2 separate regions of the Homo sapiens genome follow, and region 1 is linked to region 2. A link is an interaction called in ENCODE POLR2A ChIA-PET data of the cell type or tissue named here. Cell type or tissue: Panc1. All regions are shown on one strand. Each heading gives the region's core, and the rest is flanking DNA. Links, peaks and the distances in the headings are about the cores only. Region 1 holds the start of LOC105373980 (a long non-coding RNA gene). Region 2 overlaps LINC01237 (long intergenic non-protein coding RNA 1237).

What was found. Peaks named below come from ENCODE experiments on the same cell type or tissue, not always from the same donor. Only the 100,000 strongest peaks of a DNase experiment are listed, where the experiment ranks them.
Region 1: POLR2A ChIA-PET joins it to region 2 with 6 read pairs; 3 of 35 experiments call an interaction of 5 or more read pairs at or near these places.

Annotation. Positions count from the first base shown.
Region 1 is chr2:242,037,484-242,040,393 of GRCh38, forward strand. The region is part of intron 3 of LINC01237 (long intergenic non-protein coding RNA 1237); the gene reads left to right. It overlaps LOC105373980 (a long non-coding RNA gene), which reads right to left and starts at 2,646. Exons shown (of 3, transcript XR_924086.3): 1 at 2,588-2,646; 2 at 1,565-1,710; 3 at 512-1,390. In Panc1, for the core only: no CTCF peak of the experiment used is centred there; no DNase peak of the experiment used is centred there.
Region 2 is chr2:241,964,800-241,967,709 of GRCh38, forward strand. It overlaps LINC01237 (long intergenic non-protein coding RNA 1237), which reads left to right. Exons shown (of 4, transcript NR_110220.1): 3 at 1,128-1,248. Among named protein-coding and RNA genes, the nearest start is that of LINC01238, 4.4 kb to the right of the region's middle. RefSeq lists an enhancer at 977-1,484. In Panc1, for the core only: no CTCF peak of the experiment used is centred there; a DNase peak (open chromatin) is centred at 1,292; H3K4me3 peaks cover 602 bases.

The DNA of each region.
Region 1 (2,910 bases), core at 264-2,763, 73 kb after region 2:
GACTACTGTAAGAAATCAATGCATGACATACAAATTCACACAATTTTGGGGAGGGAGAGACTGCAGGTTATGCTTTCAAAAATTTTCATGATTTTAGATTGTTTTTTCTTTTTAGAAGTTTTCTTTTTACGTGAGATATTTGACTCAAGCATTGTTAAAAATGCAACAACATCATAAAAGTTTGGTGGTTCAAAAAATAATGATGACACAAAACTCTAGTGCCTCTACACTTGGACAGTTTTAATTTTTTAATTTGGTAAATCTGGTTACAGAAGCCAAGTGATTTTTCAGGCACACCAAGTTTTCAGCGCTTGGCAGGAAGTAGAAATGAACATGTCTAGAATTTTCCACCATGCAGACCTTCAGAGCATGTGTGCCTATGTCTCTATGTGTATGTATACACATATGTGCAGACGTGTTTTTGTGTGTGTATGAATGTGTATCATGTGTGTACATGTGTGTTATTCATGGATTGCTTTTGCTAAGCAACAGATAATGTAGTGATTCCAAAGGAGTTTCAAGCTCATCTTTATTCTTTTTTTATTTTGCTGAGTAAAAAGTACAGCTGTAGCGGAACGTCCTCCTTAACTCACTGTGCGAGACGGATGTCACACGGATGACTATAAAACGTAGCATGCATGACGTATGCAATTTATAGAAAGAAAACCAGATGGAAATAAAAGAAGAATAAAATTGGCATAAATGACCCCAAATCACACCTGAAACACACTCTGTGGCCACTGATGGCTTCGGGCGCTCTGCGTTCGGGAGGCCTGGAAAGTCCCAGCTGCGAACATCTCCGCGGCCCCGTGACTCGGTTCACCGCATTGCTCAGACATCCACACCTCCCGTTACTTTACCTTAAGCCTTGACTTATTTTTCACCTTTTAAAGTTAAGATCCGTGATCAGTGAGTGCCACTCTGTGGGGAGTCACGTGTTTGAGATGGGAATTTCCACAGGCAGCTGAGAGAAGAGGATGGAGTGGGTGTCCCTCCGAATGCTGGTGTCTGATGCCTCAGTGAAGGCGAAAGGGTTGATCCTGAGAGGAGAAGAATGAGCTCATTTGTGGAAGAAATGATAACTGCTGACCACAATACAGGCCTTCAGGAGTGGTGCTGAGTCCAGGGAGCATGTATTAAATGCCATTTATGTGGCAAGCACAAAGCTAAGGACTGTCCAGTCTGTGGAGAGTAAATCTCCTTCCTGCCTTGCAGGCTGACAAAGTCCAATCATTAGTGACCATTCATGCCAGGAAGGTGGAGCTGCCTCCCCAGATGCAAACAAATCCTGTGGCTTTTCCCTGGTAGCCTCGGTGGTGGGTCCCGGTGGGGAAACAGTGACAGATGAGGGTGATTCCCAGGGGTCCTGCGAGAGGCCATGGTCGGAGGGCTGGAAGGAGGCGGGAAAGGTGCTGGTTCATTCACAGCTCCAGGTGGGCTGGAGGCATCCAGGCGGGACTGTGCCTGGGAACACAGGTGCCACCCACGGGGAGCTGCTGTTCTAGAGACGGCCATGGGCACCTCTGGGAACCCAGGAGACCCAGTGACCCACAGCTTTTATCACCTGGCTTCACAGATGGGATCTGGGACTTGGCAGTTAAACCGCTTAGGGAGGTCCCATGACTGCCAGGTGGGAGGGCTGGATTCGAATCCCAGAGGGAGGTCGCCTCCCCTTCCGCCATCGTATCCCCGACTCACTGCCTCTCCACCCTGGAGATGGGGAGAGGGAAGAGCTTCGGAGACCAGGGTGGGTGGGTGTGTCCCTTCACCCCGGGGACTGAGGCCTCCCTCCTCCCCGTGACATGTGACCCCCAGGGCCTGCAGGTGCCCAGACAGCCCAAGCTCACGGCACCCTACAGGGAAGCCTTTGATCAGGTATGGAAATCAGGGCTGAGAGTCGATATCCTAAATCAACCTTTAATTTCCAGAAGTGCTTTAAGGCCCACTTGAAAAGGGAAGGAAAAGGCAAAAGTTTATGGTGGGGGTGGGGAGTCCCGTTGGCCACAGCCTGGCCACTGTCACCACTTCAGATGGTCACTGTGGCACTGGGACCAGTGCTTTTGAAGGACAGACACACTGGCTGGAGCTTTGGAGACTGACAACCTTGACCCCTGCCAGGCGTCCTAATTACAGCCTGGAGGCGCTGGGACAATGCACTCCCAGCTCTTGTTTGTTTGTTTGTTTTGAGACAGAGTCTCACTCTGTCGCCCAGGCTGGAGTGCAGTGGTGCAATCTCACTGCAACCTCCACCTTCCAGGTTCAAGCAATTCTCCTGCCTTAGCCTACAGAGTAGCTAGGACTGCAGGTGGGTGTCACCACACCCAGCTAATTTTTGCCTCGGCCTCCCAAAGTGCTGAGATTACAGGTGTGAGCCACCGTGCCCGGCTAAACTCCCAGCTCTAATTCCGGTTTCTCTCTGGAGTTTTGTTCTCCTCAGTTGTTGACTCAGCAAAGATGAATCCAACCTTTTAGAGAATAAAAGTCAATGGGGTTCATTCCACCAGCCAACTGAAGCAGAGAGGGTGCGAACGAGGAACATCCCACACAGAAAATTGAGACCCACAGAGGACAGAGGGGCCCCAGACACCTGGGGCCGCTGAGTCTGCAGAAAGTGAATCCAGCCTGCAGGGCTGAGGCTGCTCAGATGTAGCAAAACTTGAAACGCCACTGTTGAGTTTTCTTCCCGGGGAGGATGGACCCAAGAGGCCGTTCCCCACTTGGACGGCAGCCAGTGGTTTGCACCCCAGATAGTGGCCCTGGCTGAAGGGTCATCTGTGTCCATGCACCCCACGTACAGTTACAGACACACACGTGACCTAATGTGAGGAGGAGAGAGGTGCAGAGCCCACAGGAGGGAGAGCTCAGCGGGAATTGATGGAGAGGAGGACTCAGCTCCCTGTGGCCCAGACC
Region 2 (2,910 bases), core at 319-2,818:
TTGTAAACAAGAAATGATGTTTAACCTTTTTTTTTTTTTTTTTTTTTTTCTGAGACGGAGTCTGGCTCTGTCACCCAGGCTGGAGTGCAGTGGCGCGATCTTGGCTCAGGGCAAGCTCCACCTCCCGGGTTCACGCCATTCTCCTGCCTCAGCCTCTCGAGTAGCTGGGACTACAGGTGCCCACCACCACACCCAGCTAATTTTTTTGTATTTTTAGTAGAGACGGGGTTTCACCTTGTTAGCCAGGATGGTCTCGATCTCCTGACCCCATGATCGGCTTGCCTCGGCCTCCCAAAGTGCTGGGATTACAGGAGTGAGCCACTGCGCCCGGCCTTAACCATTCTTTAAGTTATATTTGTATGGATACAGTATTAGTGTATTCCAAAATTTGTATAAAATTCTTAAATATCTGATATATCTTGGTATAATGTTATCAGTAGTAGTTCTAATTATTGTGTTAAAATGTTCTATGCTATGGAAATAACCAAAGTTCCTTGTCAATTTCTCATTATAATGAACTCTCATCAGACTTTTAACCATGACCCGTCTATGTTTTTGTCATCCATGTAAAGATCCAAATCCAAATTATTGTTTTGATGTTTCTCTAAAAGCTTTTGCAATCAACTACAGTCCAAATTGCTTCTAATGAAATGACTTTGGCAGTCCTCTTGAACTCTGATTGCTGATACCTTTAAGATCATACCGTTGGAGAAAGTAGATATTTTTGGGACTCTGTTGAAGAAACTGATGGGTTCATAAATCTGCTAACCTAGATCAAGCAGAATGAGAATTAATTACATGGGACTGAATGAATTGACGAAAAGGAATGATGGGTTTTTACAGTTTTAATTTAAAATATTTTTGGTTCTCTATTTTAATGTTTTGTTTTCCAGGTTTAAGGAAAATAGTTTTCTTAAGCTATCTATAATTTACACCAATTTGGTAAAGTATAACTTTGTGAACAAAAATTGAAACATAGGCTTCTTTCCCTACCTTATCTCTCCAAAATTTGTGAACTATTTGTGAGTATGATTATGTTTTTGGCAATACAGTCATTTGTGTAAGTTCAATAAGAGCCTGTTCTCTTCACAGCAGCATACAATGGAAAATATTGGTTATATTACCAGGTTTTGACTGGAATGCCAGGCTTAACGTTGCTCAGAAGTTGCTTCTATGAGGACGTCTCCCAGCAGCTGTCAGTGTTTCCAATGAGTCATCGCCAGCCCCTGCAATGAGCCTCTCAGGCTGGTAAGTTTTGTTTCAGAACCGCTTCCTCAAGCTTCTTTTGCCTTTAAAAGCTTCCTCTTGCCCCAGCCTCCCAGGGAATGCCTGTGGTCTGTCATGGCTCACACATCCTGGTTGATAATCCACTGCTGTTCTCCACGGAATGCCTTCATTTTGAGAGCTGCTCGCTGCCTGTTGTGGTTTCAGTTGACGGCCCACCGCTGTGTGCAGAGTTCACCAGCCGCTGTGGTGTGCAGTGCAGCAGCTGACCTGCCTGCCTTGTGGTTTTCTAATCCCATTGAGGGGACGTCTTAGGTGTTCTCACCAAGAATGCACAGCAACAGTGCTGGGTGGGCCACATCCTCCCTCACGTTTGGTGCCACCAGTTTTATAGATTTTGGCTACTGTGGGTGTGTGTGGTGGTTTTTGTTGGTGTTTACGACGCATCTTCCTGGTGCTCGAGTCTGTCGAGCACTTTTTCTTGTGTTTATTTGCCATCATTTGGCGAAGTGTTCAAATCCTTTGACCGTTGTTTCACCAAGTTGTTTTATTATGAAATTTTAGGGGTTACTTATTCTGGATCTCAGCACTTGGATAAATATTTGAGAATATTTTTTGCAGTAAGTGACATCGTTTTATGTGGATGAACAGAAGATTTTAATTTTGATAAAGTCTAATGGATATATGTGATGTTAGTGTAATTTGAATGCATACATATGTATATTTAATGCATTCTTTTATGATGATTGTGCACTTCATATGAAATGCGGCAACCTTGCCTTGCCATCCCGGAGGCCTCTGCTTCTCTGATCTGTGGGTGTCACAGGCACTTCACTTACTCACACCTTATGGCACGGTTTCTTTTGCTCTAAGCCTGCACGTGTGTTTTAAAGGTAATTTCTTCCGTTAGAGAAGTCGCGTAGGCTCACCCTGCTATTTGCCATTTCTGGAGCTCTTTATCTCCTTCTTCATATCTGCATTTCCCTCTGGAATCATTTCCATTCAGCCTGAAGAACTCTTCTGCCTGGGACTCCACCTTCTTTTCTAGCAGCTGGGCTCATTGGGAGCTCTGTCCTCTGGTGGCTCTGGCCAGGGGACGCTGGGTTTTCTCTTAGGGTTTCAGTTGGCCCGTGTGGTGCCAATGTCAACGTGTCTGTAGGCCAGAGCCAGCAATGAGCACCCCCTCGGTCTGGCCCTGAGCTCCAAGGCCCCACTCCCACGGGATCTTGCTGCCAGGACCCCACTCTCTGCATCTTGTCCAGAGTGTCGAGGAGGGCAGGGTCCAGCGGGATCTCTCGGCCCTCCCAGGGCTGAGTCTGTGCTCTGACCTTTCCTGGGAGGCACTCAGGGCCAACAGAGCAACAAGGGGCCTTTCCCTGTGGCTCCCTCCCCTCTGGAGAAAATGGGTCAGACCTGGGTTTCTCCATAGTCACTGTCCCTAAAATGAAGCCGGGCTGCCAGAGGCGGTTGCATCTCCCGGCACCAAGACCCCAGAGTCCCTGTGAGAAAGAGGACCAACGACGATGGAAGCCTTTCTCTAATGTGCGCACAGCCAGGCCGCTCCTCTGAAGGCGCTGAGCCGCCTCTAATCACAGCGCCACACTGGCCACAGGTCGCTGGGTATAGGATGAACCCAGCTGTGAATAGGATGCATTTCCTGGGAGGTTTCTGTGAAGTTACTGAACT